2 separate regions of the Homo sapiens genome follow, and region 2 is linked to region 1. Evidence: read pairs that join two places in POLR2A ChIA-PET (ENCODE). Cell type or tissue: endothelial cell of umbilical vein. All regions are shown on one strand. Links, peaks and the distances in the headings refer to the core of each region. The heading gives the core; the rest is flanking DNA. Region 1 overlaps ADK (adenosine kinase). Region 2 overlaps ADK (adenosine kinase).

Region 1 (5,394 bases), core at 311-5,310:
GAATATTTATATGCTTAAAACAAAGCAGCTTTTGAAAACACAAAACCAAAAATTTCATTAGTCCTTTAAAAATTGTGGTAATTAAAATATTAAGCTATTGAATTATAAGTTTATAAATTATTACTTTTAATGAAATCAATGAAATAGTTGTTTCAATCCTTTACTATAGAATTTTATAGCATGGGGAGAGTAGAGAAAAGAGAAGGAAAGGAAATAATCATAAAATGATGAAGTAATTTTTAAAAGCAAAATCACTGAAAGGCCACTAATAACTTCAAGTGAAATGCCATATAAAAGCTTTTAATTGCCTTAAATTTGTGAAAACCTACCCAGGAGATCAACAAATTCACATCAATGAACTGCATTATACTAATAAGAGACCCCTGGCCTCAAGCCAGGGAGAACAAACAAAATGAACCATTCTCACATGGCTGCAAATTATCTGAAAAGAAGAGGAAGAGACAAAGTCAAAGTAACATGTTTGCATGGTGGGAAAAAGATCAAATATTGATCAGTCCAAGCTGAGGTAATTAGAGCCATTGTCAAGGAGATAGGATGCATGTTCTTAGTAACACAGAAATACATCTTTGTCTTACGTGTTGAGTAAATTAGCCATTCATTAGGTGGACTTTTATTTTAGAAATTCAATAAAACATCTGGATGGCATCAGGTATATATACATTTTAAATTTAGTAAATTCTTAACTGTTTTAAAAAAATCTCATTTGTGAGATTTTTCAGAAAGAGTTAAAAGAATGTGCTTGAATTTCTGTTAAATATTTTACTATCACCACGGTTTGCACAAATGAGCAAAATGTAAAATTACTGCAAAATGAGGATAATTTAAAAATTAGTACATTTGATTGTATATCCATACAAATCTATAAAGTGTGGAGCTTATATAAGTTGTTCTTATTTTTATTATAGTAAAGCCTACACATTTCCTTTTTTGAGTATACTGCCACTAATCATTGTTGAAAATTTCAGAGATTAAAGTAACATTTAAAAAGTGTTAAACTCTTAATACTCTATGGCAGAAAGCAAACCAGAAATGTGTTTTATTACTTGTTCACGAAAAATCCTGGAGCTATGCAAGTTATAACCACAAAGTACATCTGGTAGTCCAATAGGGAAATGTTCACCCACAATTAACTTGCCATGAGAAATTCTTAAAAACACCTGAATATTACAGATGACTTGAACCTTTGGTAAAAATAAGAAAGAAAAATAAATTAAAAAACAACAAAAACCAAAGGGAAAAAATCACCTGAATATATTTCTAATTATCACATTTCTGGAGCAAAATAAAGCTCCCATTTATAAATTTCCTAATACAGATCCAAAGGATTGTGTTTTTATATCAATTTACAAATTCATGGCTTCAATGATGTTTAAATGAAAAAGAAAGCTTGTATGCTTAATCTCATTTCTTCCCACTACATTCATATGTGTCAATCAATTAGAGACAGACTTCCAAAATTCAGAAAAAGCAAATCATTGAGCTCTGAAGGCAGCACCACAAAGCCTCATTCCATAAATTTAGTACTACAGAAGCTGTAGGTGAGTAGAATAAATGCCTATTTTCATGTTCTAGCTAATGAAATAATCCGAGTTTAGATAAAATTCTGGGCTACTCTGAAAATTCAAAATTCATTTATTTAAAAGATCTTTCATATTTTTGTTAATCAAGCCTATTTTCTCTGTTACAAATTTACTAAAATAACTGTTATTTGTTCAAGGGAGATATATCTTTCTTCTAGTCATGCATTATTATACATGGCTTAATTTCTGTGTAATTTTGTGTACATCATATCTATACACCGAGAAGTTATAGTTTGTCTAACATGAGCAAACACAACAGGCAAGTGAAAATTGAAATGTTTCATCAATGTATCCACTGTTTTTCAAGCCCACTTTCCCAAAATACCAAATACAGGAAAAAGTGAGCAAATAATTATTAATGTAATCATTATTTTTACATTGAGTTCTGCTACTATTCTATCAAAAAATACAAATTTTGTTTTCTTTCACTTTCTGGTATTTTGTTCCTTCATTTTAGGATGATTTTGTTCTATCATTTACTTCTTTGTAAAAAGAGAATGAATTACATCCATTTATGCCAAATTCTTTATCCCACTGAATCTTTTGACAGATGGAATGAAATACTCAAATAGTCACTTTAGTAGCTTAGCTACATATATGCTTTCCCACCTCCACCTTTCTTTCTGAATTGCTGGCAGAAGTGAATCAGGTGTGATGAAAATGAACCACAAATGTGGATGTCACTTCAGAAAGATAGGTTTCATTTCCAACTTTTTAGTCACATTTCAAAGAATATAAATTATTCTCATCTTTCATCATTAGCATTTTCCAAAATATAATCATTTAATACGGGCTACCAGTGCTCCCTAGGAAAGAACTCAGCAAATTGTTCCACTGGAACCCTGCTTTTATCATACCTTTGGGAAAAAGTGGAAAAGTAAATACACTGCTTTGCATTTTGTTACCTACTTTGCAGACAATTTTACTGGCTAAAATAACAAGGCAATGTTTATCTTTCTAGTAATAAAATCACTAAAAAGCAATCAGGGCAGAATACTTTTTGCTCTCTCCCTCTCCTCACAGCAAAATCTCTGCATGTCATCACTTGACTAGATATTATAAAATCAGAACAACTTGAAAAAAAAATCATGAAATAAAAACTATTGTTTTATTTTTTTCATAGAATCTCAGGCCAAATTCATCTAACTACAAAAAAAAAAAAAAAAAAAAAAAAAGGCAGCAGAGCCACAATTTTTATAAATTTTAAAAGCATGAAAACCAGAAAGGAAGCTCAGTTGTATTGTTTTTCCTTGGGCATTTTTCTAATATTTAATTAAGAAATGGAAAGATAGCAGGAAACAGAGCAATTTATATATATTAACAGACCAATGGCCTACAGATAAGATAGGAAAGTAAAAAGATAGTATAGTTAATTAATTAATCTTTAAGCCATTTATCTAATAAATCTTTAATTCCCCAACAAATATTTGTACTCAGTAGGATAAAACTACAGCTGCTTTCTTTCATATTCAACAGAAAAGCTATTAATATGCCTTGCTCTACAGAAAAGCTATTAATATGTCTTGTTCACTGGAAGATAAAGCAGAGAATTTTTATAAAGATTTTAAAACAAAATAACTAAACATTAACTTCAAATACATAAAAACAGGAACATTAAAAATCAGTTTACTGTTCCTTATTCAATTAAATGATGTATTTCAAATATTCTGGTTTTCTTATTATTCTCAGAGGTGATTTATTACAAAATTAAATTTGGATCTCTTCTGTATGCTGTTTTTAATTAATTCATCAAGCAGTATTTATTATCTTTTTAATGCAAGGCAATAAAACATTGAAGAGCAGACAAAACTGCATAATTCTTACTCTCAAAGAGTTTACAATCTAGTGGAGGAACAGAGAGAGACGAAATAGAAAATGACTTTCTCCAATTTAGAAATTGGGGCTGTATTGCTGTATTGATTCTTTTATTTGAGAAAAAGTCTCACTCTGTCACACAGGCTGAAGTGCAGAGATACGATCACAGATCACTGCAGCTTCCACCTCTAGATTCAAGTGATCCTCCACCTGAGCTTCCCAAGTAGCTAGGACTACAGGCACATGCCACCATGTCCGGCTAATTTTTATTTTTTTAATTTTTTGTGGAGACAGAGTTTTTCGCTATGTTGCCCAGGCTGGTCTCAAACTCCTGGCCTCAACTGACCTCCCACCTCAGCCTCCTGAAGTGCTGGGATTACAGATGTGAGACAATGTGCCTGGCCCTGAGTCTTAATATTAATTTAGATACAGTGATTTCGACTCCAAGTATAATCAGATCTGAATACATATAACAGATCACACTTCAATACAGATAGCTTTTAAGTTACGTTTTTGCTCATTCCTTAATCAACCTAAACAACAAACCATTGTTGAACTTTTTCAATTACTGTGCCAGGCCATGGCAATACAAGGATAAATAACACACGATACCAGCTTTTAGAAAGCTCACAGTCTAGTATTCTCGAGATCATCATTTCTTACTCTCTTAGTCACCACACATACTCCTGCCTCAATCTAAAGCATATGCATCATCCATGTTCCACTTCTTCTAACAATACTTAATCAATGAATTCAGGGAAAATGCTTGAAACAACTTTAAGATGTTAAGATTTGAAAAAAACATTAAGATACCTTTGTTTCCTTTATAATCTTGGCAAAATACTAGGCACTAAACAGATTCTCAAAAATTTAAAATAAAAAGATATAATAGGCACAATACACAAAAATAATGACCAAAATGCCCTGAACTTTCTATTTCTTTTTTCAAAAAACTTTATCCCAAGATGGTTTTTTTGAGGTGACAACTTGACTAGGCTACAGACTCTAGTTATTCAATCAAATTCCAATCTAGGTGTTGCTATACAGGTATTTTTCAGATGTAATTAAAACTCCCAGTCAGTTGACTTCTATTACTGGAGTATCCTGGATAATCTGGAGGGGCCTGATTCAATCAGTTGAAAGTAAAAGCCTGCACGTTGTGCACATGTACCCTAAAACTTAAAGTATAATAATAATAAAATTTAAAAAGAAAAGCATGGCTTAAGTTTCCTTGACAGAGAGAATAAATTCCACCTATGAATGACAGCTTCTGCCCATGCCTAAGAAGTTCAAGGCTTTCTCCCCTTCCTGGTTGCCTGCCCTATGGTTTTGGACTACTTAGCCAGTCTCCACAATGACATAGGCCAATTCCTCAAAATCGATCAACCAACAAATAAATCTTATTCTCACTCTATCTTCCCTAATGGGTCTGTTTCTGTGGCTGAATCCTATTAATACAATCTCATTATTTCAAATTATACTAATACATTTGGAAAGAATGTGTGCCTCTGCTTTTTAATTTGAAAAGTGGGCATTTTTTTTTTTAAAAAAGGCAGTATACTATCTGTTATGGGATGAGAGGGAAAAAAAGAAAGCCAGTATATATTATTGTATGTGTGTAAATAACATGTATACACAAGTATACATCTTGTATATAAGCGAGAACTGGTATAAACCTAAATAGGAATTCCTAACAATTCTTGGCCTAAATGTCAGCTTTCAATTAAAGAAGCCCAGATGTAGAAAAAAGCAGTCTGTCAACATTTTACTTTAGTTTTTTGTGTAGCCAGAGTTCTTCATTAAGCATTGAGGAGTGTCATAAAGGAAAAAGAGAACATGGCTTAATGTAAAAGTCACTTATCTTCCTGGGGCAAGGTTAGAGTCTAGAAAGTCTACATAAAAGATGAAATTGCATGTAATAAATACTTATTATATACAAGATACTATATGTATATATGCGTATATATATACACATATA
Region 2 (5,394 bases), core at 120-5,119, 180 kb before region 1:
ATCACAGGGAAACATCAGTCAAACAAAAATTGAGAGACATTCTATAAAATAACTGGCCAGTACTCTTCAAAAGTGTTAATGTTAAGGAGGAGAAAAAAAGACTGAAGAATTATGCCAGATAGTAACAGAATAAAAGAATATGATTACCTATTAAGCACAGAGTAGAATCCTAGATTGTATCCTGGACCAAAAAAAAAAAAAAGTGGGATAATTGGGAACATCTGAAAAAGGTCTGTAGCTTCAATAATAGTATCACATCTATAGTAGTTTGCTGGTTTTAAAATTTTATTTATTTATTTGACAAAAATTCTACCTATTTATTAACTCCTTGGTTTTGATATATGTACTCTGGTTATATAAAATGCTAATGTTTGGGAAAGCTGGATGAAGGATATATGGAAAATATCTACTATTTTTACAACTTTTTTTTTGCTGCAAAATGAGAAGTTAAAAAAATTAAAAAATTTAAGACCAATGCTATGAAGAACATTCTTGCATGTAAATCTGTGCATATGTTAAATTATTCCATAGGATTAATTTGTAAGTAAAGTTACTGAGTCAAAGGATATGCATATTTTAAGGCTTTTGATATGTATTCTCAAGCTGTCACCAAGAAAAACTGTACACCAACATTTATCCCACTAGTAGTGGGTCTTAATTTTTCTCGAATTTCTAAGATGTACCAGCTGATATCTAAGGTCATTTCTAGTTATATTTTGCATCAAAATTTCATTTGTATTTCACAAACCAGTTCATATGTCACTTTTAAAATACATTGTTTCTCTGATCACCAGTGTGATGTGAAGTCATGCATTATTTCTATAGTGAATTTTTTGGTAAAATTCATACTGTAAATTGATAAAAATTTGGTAAAATTTCTACATACTGTCTTCTAGTGTACACTTCACAAGTATAAGCTCTTTGAAGTAAGGGCCATATACCTTTGTATCCAATTATTACTTCAAATATGGTATACATAGCAGTGGTTTAATTTAGCACTGCAGTAGTTAAGTTGCAACTGGCTTCCTGTCATAGACATGTTCAGATACCTTATCTGCTGACATTTCAAGTCTTAATTTTGCTTGCGTGAGCTCCTCATTTTGCTCTGCTCATATCTTTCTTGGGTCTTGATAGTTAAGGATGCACTTACTTATACAGTTGGGGTAACAGTTCTAAGCTAGTCCTGACAAGGGAAGAATAAAAATCAAGAATAGGGTGCCCTGCAATCCCAGTGACTCAGGAGGCCAAAGCAGGAGAATCACTTGAGGCCAGGAATTTGAAATCAGCCTGGACAACACAGCAAGACCCTGTCTCTAAAAGAATAGAAAAAAATTAGCCAGCATGGTGGCGTGTGCCTGTAGTCCCAGCTATATGGGAGGCTGAGGCAGGAGGATTGTTTGAGCCCAAGTGTTCCAGGATGAAGTGAGCTAAGATCACTCCACTCTACTCCAGCCTGGGAGACAGTCTCTTTAACTTAAAAAAAAAAGAGTAGGGTGCAGAATTATTTCTGACATCCAGATGTACGTTGTGATGATCTAATTGTGACTGCAAAGCTTCTGTTCTAGCTTAATAAATTGTATTCTGCACTAATCCTAGGAACTGGAATGAGCTTTGGTCTAGATTCCCTATCTTTAGCTATGACTGATTATCCCTCCTAGTCTCTGCCTTCTAAAACTAGACTGCTCTAACTCCAAGGTGTTGGTTAGGCATTTTAGTGCTTGCCAGTTCCTGACAACCTTTCTTCTTAGAAGACCAATATAACTCCTTTTACATAAGAATAGACTTCTCCAAGTGACACTGGCTATCTAAGAGAGAGCTTTTTCCAGTTTTCTTCTGCCACTCTCAGCTCACACAATATCTTGGTTGTATTCATATTAGAAGTGATGAGGTTGTTGTACCCCTTTGGAGTTAGATTAGTGCTCCAAAAAGGATGCATAGTGGTTTGGTTGAATAGCAGTCAGTAAAGTGGAGCCAGCAGGACCTGAAAAAAACTTAATCCAGGTGAGACGAGTGAGATTCTTCAGAACATCTGCCTCACCTGGATTAAGTTTTTTTCAGGTACTACTGGCTCCACTTTACAGACTTTCCTATTCAACCAAAGCACTATGCCTCATTCCTGGACCATTAATCTAATTTCCATAATCCTATTTAGTGCAGCTTTGGCTTGTGAACTACAAAAACAGCACAAGAGGTCAACATCCAAGAATCGTGACTGGCATGACTCATCTGAGGAGAAATGATCACCTCAATAGTAAACAGATATTTCTATTTTCCTTTGTTAAGTAAAACCTAGAAAAACTAGAAGAAAAAAGCTGATGCTTTGAGCCTGAATTGAGACTGTTAAATACATAGTAATACATAGGAAGCTGAGTTGCAAATAGATCCCAGATTAAATGTCACAACTGTCAATGGTGACAAATGTCTCTATGTATAGATGGTTTACAAGTGGCATGCTGGGTTGGGTTCTTAATATCACCTGTCAAAGAAACCTAATGATCCCCATTATGATCCACCTCGTATGCTCAAATACCAACGTGTAGGCTTCTAAAAGCTTACTGCAGCCAACTGTTCAGTTAAAAAACATTGTGGTAGGCCAGGTGTGGTGGCTCACACCTATAATCCGAGCACTTTGGTAGGCCAAGGCAGGTGGATCACTTGAGGTCAGGAGTTTGGGATCAGCCTGGCCAACACGGTGAAACCCCATCTCTGCTAACAATACCAAAAAAAATTAGCCAGGTGAGGTGATGTATACCTGTAATCCTAGCTTCTGGGGAGGTTGAGGTGGGAGGATTGCTTTAACCCAGGGGGCGGAGGTTGCAGTGAGCCGAGATCGTGCCACTGCACACTCCAGCCTGGGTGACAGAGCGAGACTCCGTCTCAGAAAACAAAACAAAATACAACAACAAAAAAACACTGTGAATTTCTTTCCCCTGCCCAAAACACTCTTAGTACTTAAAAAAAAAAAAACTCAACAAAATAAATCTGTAGAGCAATGTTAAATTAAAAATCGATAAACCTGAGGCCATTTCGAAAGAAAGCTTTTTTTCTTTAGACAGGGTCTCACTCTGTCACCCAGGCTGGAGTGTGCACAATCATAGCTCACTGCAGCCTCAAACTCCCTGGATCAAGTGATCCTCCCACCTCAGCCTCCTGATTAGCTGGGACTACAGGTGCGCATCACTGTGCTGGGATAATTTTTTACTATTTATTTTTTAGTAGAGATGAGGTCTCGCTATGTTTCTCAGGCTGGTCTTGAACTCCTGAGCTCAAGGGATCCTTCTGCCTTAGCCTCCCAAAATGCTGGGATTACAGGCAAGAGCCAAGAAAGCTTTTTTTTTTGATTACCCTGTGTGCCAAATTCTCAAAGTAGTGAGAGCCAAGTCTCCAAAAAGCTTATATATATATGCTATGAGGGCCTAAGGTCTAAATGCTTTAACAGATCCCTGAATAGTCAACTGCAAAAATACTGTTTATTTGATCATAACAAATAGCAATGTAGATCCTTCATAGTAATCATGTAATGATCTCTAATTTATGGTAGAAATAAAATGATAAATCTTACTACAAGAAACAGAAAACCAAGGCCATGGATTATGTTCCACAATTTATGGGAATATTCAGATTAACCAGCAGTATAGACAGAAATATGAACCTTGCTAGGGATCCATATAACTGTTGCAGGAAACTACCCTTGTTCTCTAGGCCTCCACTCATTGTTCCACATCCAATCTTCCTTAAGCCCTAGATACCCTCTAGATATTTAAACAACATTGGGAGGGAATAAGGTAATTTTAAAATAATTCCTTCATTAAAATGCAAGCCACTGAAGGAAAAATGTTCCATAGAAAATTCAGTCACAAATATTTATTTAAATGTTCACAAAAGTCACTTTTAATCATATACATCCTATAAATTTAGACTCTTGGGCCAGGCGCAGTGGCTCATGCCTGTAATCCCAGCACTTTGGGAGGCTGAGGCAGGTGGATCACTTGAGGTCAAGAGTTGAAGACCAGCTTAGTAAACATGGTAAAACCCCATCTCTACTAAAAATACAAAAAATTAGCCAGGCATGGTGACACACACCTGTAGTTCCAGCTACTTGGAAGAGGCTGAGGCAGGAGAATCGCTTGAACTCAGGAGGTGGAGGTTGCAGTGGGCTGAGATCGTGCCATTGCACTCCAGCCTGGGGACAGAGCAAGACTCCTCCAAAAAAAAAAAAAAAAAATTTAGACTCTTTAGTGAAGACATATTTCTACTGTTCTAAATTTCAGGTGATTCTACCATTGATTTCTGGACCCTTAAACCATGACTATCTCCTGGAAGTGGACACAAGTTTTTAATGTTAACTGCTGCTTCTATGTGGATTTAAAATGGGGTGAATATGATTTTCTTTAAAATATTATTTTAAACACCTATTTCAAACATCTATTTCTAGAGTCTATTACCAGAATTTCTAGAATTTAGTATCAGCTACAGTATCTTCCTAATTTATTATCAACTACACTAGTTGATTTATTTATTTAGTATCAACTACACTATCTCCTAATTTAGTATCAACTACACTAGTTGATTTATTTATTTAGTATCAACTACACATTTTATTAATGAGTTACCCTTTTTCTTTGAATAAAAAAATGCTTAATAAAATCCCATCTAGTGGTAATTCTTTTAGCAAACACTATAGTATAAACTTTCTCCATGACTGAATTCATTAGCCTTTTGCATTAGTCTTTATTTACCGTCTTTAAACCAAGCCAATCTTTATTAATTTTCTAAGGCATTTCCCTAGTGCTTTTACCATAATTTTTCTCTACAATTTTTCTAACCCTATCACATTTGTCTCACTATAACCCCATGGGATTGTTCATCACTAATACTTTTTAGAGGGATTATTGCAGCTTTTATTCTTTAGCATTTAATTAAAAAAAGGATTTTCATCTTTAGTATTTGTTGATCCCTCTGAAACAGGGCTTTATAAACAAATGGAAGTGTGATTCCTTTCTTTTATGGAATTACGGTAAACTGATCACAAAATGTTTCTCAGTCCAAAGGATGTCTTCTCTATATATATATATACTTTAAGCACTTAATAATGTATTGCCCAGCATAGCATTTAAATCCCATCACAATTACCATTTCAGAGATGGTTGCCCCATATCTCCCTTCTGCCATTTCTTGTAACAAATCATATGAAGGACTCTGCCTTTTGCTTTTATTACCTCATTAACTTTGAATACCTTTGTAATCTCAACTTGCCAAAATTGTAAGGATTCCTCAAGGCCTAGTTCATACATCACTTGCTTTGAAAAGCTTTCCCCAACTTCTTGTTCCATTTGTTCTATAAAAATTAGTTCATGAAAATAATATCATTTTTCACATCATATTATTTAAGTA

Evidence for each region. Peaks named below come from ENCODE experiments on the same cell type or tissue, not always from the same donor. Only the 100,000 strongest peaks of a DNase experiment are listed, where the experiment ranks them.
Region 2: POLR2A ChIA-PET joins it to region 1 with 5 read pairs; 2 of 35 experiments call an interaction of 5 or more read pairs at or near these places.

The regions. Positions count from the first base shown.
Region 1 is chr10:74,448,450-74,453,843 of GRCh38, reverse strand. The region is part of intron 6 of ADK (adenosine kinase); the gene reads right to left. Among named protein-coding and RNA genes, the nearest start is that of ADK-AS1, 78 kb to the left of the region's middle. In endothelial cell of umbilical vein, for the core only: no CTCF peak of the experiment used is centred there; no DNase peak of the experiment used is centred there.
Region 2 is chr10:74,625,134-74,630,527 of GRCh38, reverse strand. The region is part of intron 9 of ADK (adenosine kinase); the gene reads right to left. Among named protein-coding and RNA genes, the nearest start is that of ADK-AS1, 99 kb to the right of the region's middle. In endothelial cell of umbilical vein, for the core only: no CTCF peak of the experiment used is centred there; a DNase peak (open chromatin) is centred at 2,207.